2 separate regions of the Mus musculus genome follow, and region 2 is linked to region 1. A link is a loop called in an ENCODE intact Hi-C map of the cell type or tissue named here. Cell type or tissue: heart. All regions are shown on one strand.

Evidence for each region. A loop is a pair of places that touch in the nucleus more often than their neighbours do. Peaks named below come from ENCODE experiments on the same cell type or tissue, not always from the same donor. Only the 100,000 strongest peaks of a DNase experiment are listed, where the experiment ranks them.
Region 2: it touches region 1 in a loop (4-fold over the local background); 7 of 42 quality-filtered maps call a loop at or near these places.

Annotation. Positions count from the first base shown.
Region 1 is chr12:69,446,041-69,451,040 of GRCm38, forward strand. No RefSeq gene overlaps it. Among named protein-coding and RNA genes, the nearest start is that of Gm40434, 13 kb to the right of the region's middle. In heart, no CTCF peak of the experiment used is centred here; DNase peaks (open chromatin) are centred at 671, 1,411 and 2,091; H3K4me3 peaks cover 599 bases; H3K27ac peaks cover 1,819 bases.
Region 2 is chr12:69,499,741-69,504,740 of GRCm38, forward strand. Gm31512 (a long non-coding RNA gene) reads left to right here. Exons shown (of 3, transcript XR_381638.4): 2 at 1,300-1,632. Among named protein-coding and RNA genes, the nearest start is that of Gm31512, 5.0 kb to the left of the region's middle. In heart, no CTCF peak of the experiment used is centred here; DNase peaks (open chromatin) are centred at 1,011, 1,781, 2,401 and 2,751; H3K4me3 peaks cover 337 bases; H3K27ac peaks cover 2,460 bases.

The DNA of each region.
Region 1 (5,000 bases):
AAAGAGATAAGAACTATAAAAACATTTAAAGCTCATTTTTTCCACCCCGGAGTCTCTCTCAAGTGACGCTTGCTACGGTCTCATTGAGGCTAATGTTAGCTGGCGTGGCTGTGCCTGCTGTGTTCGGAAGCGCTCAGCCTCTGCCCACTCGCTCGCGCTTAGAGAACAGAATGTGGCCCCACGAATTTGTGTGTCTAGCAGAAGAAAGGCTCCATCCTGGAAGCTCCAAGTAGCCTGAGGTCACAGGGGTTAGAAAGCCCACTCCTTCCCCAGTCTCCAGTCCCCCTTAATCTAAGCATAAATCTCAGATTACATATGTACTCTGGTTCTCTGTTTCCATCCTCAGGAGAGAAAGCCAGCTTGAATTTACAACCCCAAGCCTGGCTTCCTGTAATGACCTCCTCAGGCAAAGCTGACCAGAGGAAACCATTTTTTTTGTCTGGCTGAGGGATTGGTGCTAGTATCATAAGAGTTCAAAGTATGTTTGAAGCTGCTCCGTTCTTCCCCTAATCTGAAATGGGTCACGCATGGCAGGGCAGGCTTGTGCTCAGTACATAGTCGCATGGCTGTGTGCAGATTCTCCGGACCTCTGCTGCTCAGGGCGTGGTGCTCGCACCCGGCTCGCCCCTCCTTCCCCGCCCTGCGCTCACACCCTCCTCTCCCCTATATGCTTGTGGTGAATGAAGACTGATGTCTTGTAACCTTGGTTAACAGGTTGTGGGACTAGAGTCTGGGTAGGGTGGGGCGTGGCAAGGTTCCCCCTTCTCTTGACAAAGAGCTTGGTTGAGGCTGCAGATCTGACTATTGCAACCGGCTGGGCTGCTTTTCTGGAAGATTGTTTTGTTGGCTGAGCTCCAGCAGTGTAATCCAAGGGGCCTGAAATGGCAAGTCTTGCTGCTTGCCTTTGTAGTTTCACATTTTAAGGATTTGCTGGCGCTTGTTCTGGAAGCAATGGGATCCTCTGCTTTTGCTCCTCATGGCAGCTGTGTGTGTGTGTGTGTGTGTGTGTGTGTGTGTGTGTGTGTGTGTGTGTGATTACAAGGTTTTCTTCATGGGCATGGTTTATGGGTGAATTGTTTACAGCAGCAGAAAGGCTGAGATTAGAGATTTTCCTTTGATTTTAAGGGTTGCAATCCCAGATTTGTGCTTTTGTGCAGAAAGATGATGCAGAATGTTGTAGTGAAATGCGACCTCTCCCTAAGGGCCGATCATCGGGGCTTTCTTCAGGACCCTGCTTCAGCAGTATCAGAGGGAAAGTGATGCGGGAGCAGCCAGTGCTCCAAGTTTCAAAGGACCGGGTGTATTTTCCCATACATTTTGGGAGGGAAGTGAAGTCTTGGGGTTTTGAGGAAGTCGAGGGTGAGGTCAGCAGAGACAGTTATTTATATCTGGATGATGTATAGCGAAAGCACACACTTTCATTCTGTCATCACGGAACCAGTTCATACAAGAGGAAGGGCGTATCTTGCCTTGTTGAAGATCTACTGCTCTAAGATTTCTAGTGTGGTTTAAATTTGGGGTGATGTGTATGGGGCTCTGTGGTATTAGAAGGGTGACTGACCACATATGTTCGTCCTTCAGCCCGTTTTGTGGATAACATGGCTCACTTTCATTGCTTCCAGATCGATTGAGACTGAGGGGTTTTGTTTTTTTTTTTTTTTTTTTTTTTGCTAACTTTCCCAAGATGATCTACAGTGTGAGCAGGTGCGTGTGTGTGTGTGTGTGTGTGTGTGTGTGTGTGTTTTGGGGGGTTTAACATAGGATTAAGAGTCCCTGGGTCTCTGTCATATTTAAGGACGTCTTCTAGCTTTGCCATCTTTACAGCGCTTGAGTTCTGATGTTTTTTCCTCCCCCGGGCTCTTTTCATTATGGGAAATGAAAATGTTTGAGGACAAACATGTCAGAATTGTGAGGGAGAAACTTGGCAGTGGGACGAACTGTGTGATATGCTTGACAAGAATTGAGAAACAACACACCTCAGAAGCTCAGACAGTTCTCATCTTCTGGTTCAGAAAAATGACTCAGAAACCACACAAGGGGAAGCACCCCTGCAGCTCCGGGAAGGCTCTCTCTCAGCCAGTCTTCTCTAAGGAGTCAGCAGCGGCCATTTCCGCACAGCAAGATGTGGCATCTGAGGGAAAGGCAGTGGAGCTCTGCTCCACCAGGGAGGCAGGAAGTGAAAGAGAGAATGGTTGTCCTGCAGAAGGAGAAGAGTTGGGCAAACACTCTGAAAGGCAAATATCTGTAATGATGGGGCAAGGAGAAACTCCGAGTGGCGGGAAACAGACGTGCCTTGGCATAAACACTGAGATTTTTTTTTCTGGGGTTTGCTTAACCCCTGTCTTTGAATGTTTGCCTTTTACGAGAATAAACATGGTTTAATAGTGAGCAAATATTAGTTCACATAATTAGAACCTGTTGAGTTGAACAGGAAACACTGAAGGGAAGCCTGCAGGTGCTTGCAAGCAAGGCTGAAAAGAGGTTCTCGGTATGTAGATTCCCTCTCTGTCCCCCAACAACGGGAGTGCCCTTGAATGGAGCCAGGGTGGGTGGAAGAGGAAATAGACAACTTGTAAAAAGCATGAACAACGCAGGAAGGCTCTGGACATGTTAGTGAGGCTCGTCCAGCACAGGGGAGGTGTCAAAGGTATCTCGGATTTTCAGTTTTGTTCATCGAAGGGGTGTGGGCATCTCACATCCTACCCCTGTCCCTTTCAGAATATGAAATTTGTAAGCTTTCTCCACCTTAGGGTTTGAGTCTATTATCAACTTCATTTCAGGTTTCACAAACTAAAGAAAGGGTTCACTCAGACTGAAGGGGGAGGAAGAGAAAGAGGAGGGAGAGATGGAAGAGAAAGAAGAGTCATTTGCTTTCTCAAATCCAAGTTTCTCTCTGCAAGTGGTTTTCTTTTTTTTTTTTAATTAAATTTATTTATTTATTCCCTATACAACCCAATACCAGCCCTTCCTCTCCTCCCAGTCCTCACACAAGTCTTCCCCCAATTCTCCCTCCCCCTTCTCTTCAGTTTGTGAAACCAGACACACTTAATCTAATAGAACAGAAAGTGAGGAATAACCTTGAACTCACCAGTACAGGACACAACTTCCTGAGGAGAGAACATCAATGGCTCAGGTGCTAAGGTCGAAAAGTAATAAATGGGACCGCATAAAACTGAAAAGCTTCTGTAAGTCAAAAGATACCATCATCAGGACAAAATGACAGCCTATAGATTGGGAAAAGATCTTCACTAACCCTACATCCCACAGAGAGCTAACATCCAAAATATATAAAGAACTCAAGAAGCTAGACACCAACAATCCAAATAACCCAATTTAAAAAACGGGGTGCAGAGCTAAACAAAATTCTCAACAGAAGAATCCTGAATGACCGAGACGCACCTAAAGAAATGTACAACATCCTTAGTCATCAGGGAAATGCAAATCAAAACGACCCTGAGGTTCCACCTCACACCAGTCAGAATGGCTAAGATCAAAACCTCAAAGGACTGCACATGCTGGTGAGGTTGTGTAGCAAGGGGATCACTCCTCCATTGCTGTGGGATCGCCAACTGGTACAACCACTCTGGAAGTCAATTTGGTGGTTTCTCAGAAGGTTAGGAATCGTTCTACTTCAAGACTCAACTATACCATTCTGAGGCATATCCCCAAAAGATGCTTCTGGGGGAAGTTGTGTGAGTTCTTCCCTTCTGTCTTGCAATTCTTACATTCCCAGGTCTGGTTACATTAGGGCAGAGCCAGCAGCCAGCAGCCCTCATCCTCAGGCTGCTGGTGTTGAATGTGAGGTTGCCCAGCTCTGACTGCGGGGAGTCCTTTCCAAAGCTGAGTGAGGACAAATCAATAACTGGCTGCACGGCTCTCCATAACACACAGGAAGATGTGACATACATCGTGGGAGAAAAACAAAAAAATCATTGATGGAAAAATTGATCTTACTAGGGAGATTCATCTGTGCTGACATTTGAAATGGACCTGAAACATGGGCTGAATATTGACATTGAAAAAAGGGTGTCAGGCTGGAGAGATGGCTCAGTAGTTAAGAGCACTGGTTGCTCTTCCAGAAGTCCTGAGTTCATTTCCCAGCAACCACATGGCGGCTCATTAATGTCTGCAACTCCAGTTCCAGGGAATGTGACGCCCTCAAACACTAATGCACCTAAAATAAAAATAAATAATTTAAAAAAGGGTGTCACTGGTATTTTTATGGTATGGTGTGTGTGTACACATGTGCACATACATGCGGAGAAGTCAGGCTCCTCTTCAGTCACTCTAGACCTTATTTTCGAAACAGTTTCTCTCACCGAGCCTGGCTCACACTGATTTGGCTAGACTGGCTGGCTTTCTGTCTCCCAAGAAGTGCCATCTCTGCCCTTTCCGAGCTGGCGTGACATTGAAATGAATGTTGGAGATCGGAATGCAGGTCCTTCTGTTTGTACAACAAATCTTTAACAATTGAACCATCTCCCCAGCCTCTGTGTTACGGTGGTATTTCTAGTTCCGGTTGCGTCTATATCTAACCAGTCCTGGCACTTTTGCAGGGCTGGTCTTAGCTGGCTCTCCCGCTCACTGGAACGTCCTGACTATATTTCAGCAGGCGAGCTTTCACCTACTTACAGCTTATGTAGCCTACCTGGGCTATAAGGTAGGCAGTGGCCCTGTCTGGCCAATAAGAAAAACATAATTGCACAGTGATTGGTAATTGATTCTTGGGTAAGCTTGTGCTTCAGTTTGGACTAGTTTGGGAGGCCTTTTTTTTTTTTTCTTTTTTATTCTTTTTTAATTAATGAATTTACTTTAAAAAGAAGAAGAAGAAGAAGTATATGGGGCAGGGCCTCTTCTTTCTGCTGGGCTCTCATCCTGAGGCTTCCTGGGACCTGTCCACAGAGCAACATGTCTAGGAGTACAGCTATCCTTCTATCCTTCATTTGAGCAATCGGAGCCATCAGAAGTGAAACTCTACTTTGAACACTTTAGGAGTGTGA
Region 2 (5,000 bases), 54 kb after region 1:
AAAACAGTTCACCGCCCAAATAGAGTCTCTGGGCCCTGAGGAGCTGGTATTTCTTGGTGTTGAACACACAGAAAGGAAAGCAAGAGGATCACATGACACCTGGCTCTGCTCGCTCAACAGACAGCTCCCACAGCCAGGATCAGACTACGGGGGCGTCAATATAGCCTTCCCAAATTCTTAGGTTAGAAATCGAATCCTCAAATTCATATGTTGATGCTATTTGGAGGCGGGACCTTTGGGAGGTAATTAGGGTTGGATGAGTTCACGGGTGGAGGAGGCCCCATGGTGGCATCAGTGGCTTTACCAAGAGGAGAAATTGAGTTGGCACACTTGCCCTTCCACTCTGTCACAGTGCAGCACGGAGGCCCTGACCAAATGCTGGCAGCATCCCTTGAAGTGTCCGGCCCTCCAAACTGTGTGCACAACAATTTTTTTCTTTATAAATTACATAGATTATGGGGCTAGGAAGGTGGCTCCCGTGAGTAAGAGTGCTCCCAATGCATGCAGGACTTGAGTTCAAATCCTAAGAGTCCCTGTGAAAAGGCAAGATGGGGTCCCTAGACACTGGCATGGTAGATACATGCATGTATCTGGTGTTTCTGGAATGAATTGATATAGTCACAAGTATAATTATTTATCAGTTTGTGCTTCCCAGAATGTTGGCAGATGGCTTCTTTTCGAGTATAAATAAGACGCAGAATCTTTGTACTTCAGTCTTTATACTTGAAATGACTGTTGGCTTTCAAAACATGCAATTCAAGGTTGGACACACCCTGTAGGCTTCTGTTCTATATAATCTAGAACAGGGTGCTGAGAAGAGGGGAGGGGAGGGGAGGGGAGGGGAGGGGAGGGGAGGGGAGGGGAGGGGAGAGAGACCGAAGTGCAGCCGCTGTCTTGGTTTCCATGTTTCTCTTGGCTCACTCACTCTGGGAGAATGGAGCCACCAAGTCTTGAAGACAGGCAGGCAGAGAGTAAGAGGCTGGGCCGCGAGGAGCTGTGTGTCCCTGGGCAGTCGCCAGAAAGGAACTAAGCTTGTAGCGACCACATGACTGAGTTTGCAGGCAGGTCCTTCCCCAGCAGTCTTGGTCTAACTTCAGTCTCAGCGAATGAATGATTCAGCTGAGACCACAGGCCAGAGCCGCCAGAGAAGGCAAGCCAGGTTTCTAACCAGCAGAGCTGAGAGATGACACCCAATGTTTTAAATTGCCGAGTTTAAGAGTAGTTCACTATACAATAATCAAAACAAACAAACAAACAAACAAACAGGCATTTCCTTTCTTGGTTTTGCATTTTTCCTAGGGGAAAAAAGTGAATGAGTGCTTTCACCAGAGGCCTCCAGGAAGGCTCAGCTCCAGGAGACAAAACCCAGGCAAACAATCAGCTTAAAGGAAGCTTCCCTTGAGGCCTGGGGAGAGATGCGTGGGGCTGAGAAAACTTTTCCAGGCTGTGGGAAGAGCTGCTGTGGACTCTGAACTTATCCTTGCTCCTTCCTGAACACCATTTCGAGAACATCTCTGGTGCGGATGTTAACCAGACGAACCGTACAAGCCATGCACCTCCAAGTGGAGGTTCCTCTGGCTGTTCTGAAACTTCGGGGAACAGAATGACTTTTTCAGGACTCTGGCTTTTCAGGTGAGACAGTTCCTGATGATGCTTTTTGGAGTAAGGGCTGAACAGGCACCAGGTACTGGTTTCTCATGTGCTCCTTGTTAGTCACACCTCACCCTGTGTAGAGTACAAACACTCCCAAGTCATGAACAACAGCATCCCACAAGGATGCAGGAGAACACAATCCCGTTTGGTTTTTCAAACAAACTCATTCATTGGTGGGTACAGAATTGCAGACTCCCTGATACTCGTGTGCACACCCCAAGATGAGGTCCCCTGCTCCAGGAAACCTGTAACTAAAAGCACTAGTTTCCTGAAGCTGGCTGAACTGGGTAAGGGTTTTCTATTGCCTTTGAAGTGCAGATCTGGAACCTCTGGGGAGCTTCTATTTTAAAGATACAAGAAGAATAAGGCTGTTTCCTTCCTTTTAGAAGACCGACAGGTATAAACAAACCAGGAGGGGTGGGGGCGGGCTGCCTGGTCTCTGAGGTCAGGAGCCAGCAACAGGAGCGGAGAAGCATCCCTCTGCAATGCATGACTGCGAAGTATGCAAAATCATGCCAAGTTAATTTGGTGCAGCTGGGGAGGATGGGCGGCTCTGTCAGAGTCTGTTGTTTGTGAGCCAAGCACCTCATTTCTCCAGCTGTTCATGAGCGTGTGTGTGTGTGTGTGTGTGTGTGTGTGTGTGTGTGTGTCCTAAAGGAAACAAAGATGTAGAGGAAATGAAGACGTTAGAGCCAGAAGCCAGTTTCTGCCAACAGGAACAAAGGGGACGATTGTGCTTCTCATTCGGAGGCCACACTGTCAAGAGGCACGAGACACCAATACGCACTGAGACTGTATGAGGGCCCCCGCCAAGGGAACGTCCAGATACACTCTTTCACAACCCAGGGCTCTCAGAAAGACTGGTCAGGGCGTGGCTGCTTTCGTGGTGGCCTCTCCAAGTAAGAGAAAATGCAAATATTGTGCCTGCTCTGTAGCTTTCTTCAAACCAGTGCAAGTCTTTCTCAGCGCAAGGTCACACTTTTCTCTCAATATTAGTTAAAAACAGCCCTGGTCTTGTTTCAGGAAAGCTTCCCAGGACAGTAGCCAAACTCTTACCAAACACACACACACACACACACTCACCAGTGTGGGAGGGGTGGGAGGAGGGATGACCAATCCATGTGATTTCCTGCCGGCCTAGAATTGTGCTGGAGTCAGGAGCTTTCTCCGAGGAAGAGCCAGGCAGCATTGGAGAAGCAGTGTGGTGTGCCTGAGCTCACCGGCTCTTCCAGCACCCACCTCAGGCAAGCAGTTTAGCTGCCTCACGGTGGAGGAAATACCTACTTGGTGAGTCTGAAGCAGGACTCCAGGAAACGGCTGCCTGTGGATGAGTTCTGGACACAGAGAACAAGTCTCTGGCTTTCATTTAATCGAACTTGATCCACTCCGTTAAAAAATTCAGCAATTCAGGGACAGTTGATGAGTTCCACAGGCCATGTGGCCTCCTGAGACCCCAGCCTGGCCCTACCTGCCTTGCTAGATATGCAGACAGCTGAGGTGGACAGTCTGGCTTGCCCTGGGTGTTTCCATCCTGGTGGGGTGATGTGGACATTTTGTCCCCTCCTCCCTTTCCCTCCTCTCCTCAAGGGCGGTGTGTGCATCCATTCTCACGGAATGGTCTTGGTATTGGTTATGGTGTAGGGCGGTTCTTGGGGGTTTTTATTTTTTTTAATTTGTGTGTGCACACCTGTGTGTGGAGATCAGAGGACAACTTTTGGGGATTTGGTCTCAGTTTCTGCCCTGTCGAGAGGCAGGGTCTCTCTTGTTTCTGCCATGCTGCATACTCTGGGCTGGCTGTCCCTGAGGCTTCTCCTTCCCAGCTCTTCTCCTGCTCACTGTGGCTGGGGTAGATGACAGGGCTTCACCACTGCATCTGGCTCTTGACAGGGGTTCTGGTCTTTGGAGGCAAGCACTTTACCCACTGAGCAATCTCTCTCTCTCTCTCTCTCTCTCTCTCTCTCTCTCTCTCTCGTGTTTGTTTTTGTGAATTTGACAAAAGCTAGAACTATCTGGGAAGAAAAACCTGACTCCACCAAATTGACCTGCAGATAACTTCATGGGACTTTTTTTTTTTTCTTCTTCTTTGAACCATGATTGATTTGGGAGGGCCCAGGCCACTGTGGGCAGTACTGCCCTTAGACAGATGGTCCTGGGCTGAAAGGAAGGTAGCTGAAAGCCTGGCATGGTGGTACTTGCCTAATCCCAGCGCTCAGGAGGCAGAGGCAGGCAGATCTCCGTGAGTTTAGGGGGTCAGCATATTCTACATAGCAAGTTCCAGGACAGCCAGGACTATATAAACAGACTCTGTCTGAGAGAGAGAGAGAGAGAGAGAGAGAGAGAGAGAGAGAGAAGAAATTCAGGGAAAGGAAGCCAGTATACATACAGCACTCCTCTAGGGTTTCTGCATCAGTTCCTGCCTTGAGTTCCTGCTCTAACTTCCCTTCATGATGTAAGATAAAATAAACCTCTCTTTCTCAATGCTTTCAATCATTGTGTGTGTGTTTCTAAACAAAAGAATGTCCATAAACTTTCTAACCCAAACCTCAGTCCCATGCAGTGGGCTCTCAAATCTCCATTACCAACTGGATGTGTTAGCACAAATCTGTGATCCCAATACTTAGGAGGTGGAGGAAGCTAAATAATAAAAACCTGTTTTATTTTATTTGTTTCTTTTTGTTTCGTGTGTGTGTGTGTGTGTGTGTGTGTGTGTGTTAAAGGATAGGCATGTTAGTGTATTCCTCTAATCCCAGCACTTGAAAATGGAGAAAACTCAGGATGTCAAGGTCCTTGTCTCAAACCAAACCAAACCAAACCAAACCAAACCAAACCAAACCAAACCAAACCAAACTTACAGATGGGTCAGTAAGTTAAGGTGTCAGCCACCAGTCCTGATGACCTGAATTTGATCCCCAAGACCCACAAGATGGGGGCGAGAGCCAGCTCTGGGAAGTTGTCTTCTGACCTGCACAGGTGCACTGTTGCACGTATACAAATACACACACATACTTACTCACAATAAAAACATAAATGTGCTTCACTTTAAAACAGACCAAAAAAAAAAAAAACCCCACCTGCCTCTGCCTTCGGGAATCACCGACTACGGCACCTTCAGCTCAGCTCAGCTCTGTCTAGAAGCAAATATTTGTCTAAAATATTTCCCACTCCCAATGATGACAAGGAAGTGTGAAATTTTTTTTCACCCCAACCATTCATTTCTTATTCTAACTTGTTAAGAACCGAATTGTGTTTCTCCAGAGTTCTTATGCTGTAGCCTTGACTTTGGTTGGGACCGATGCTCTTGGAGACAGGGCCTTTAAGGGAGTAACTAGGCTATTGAGGACTTCAGA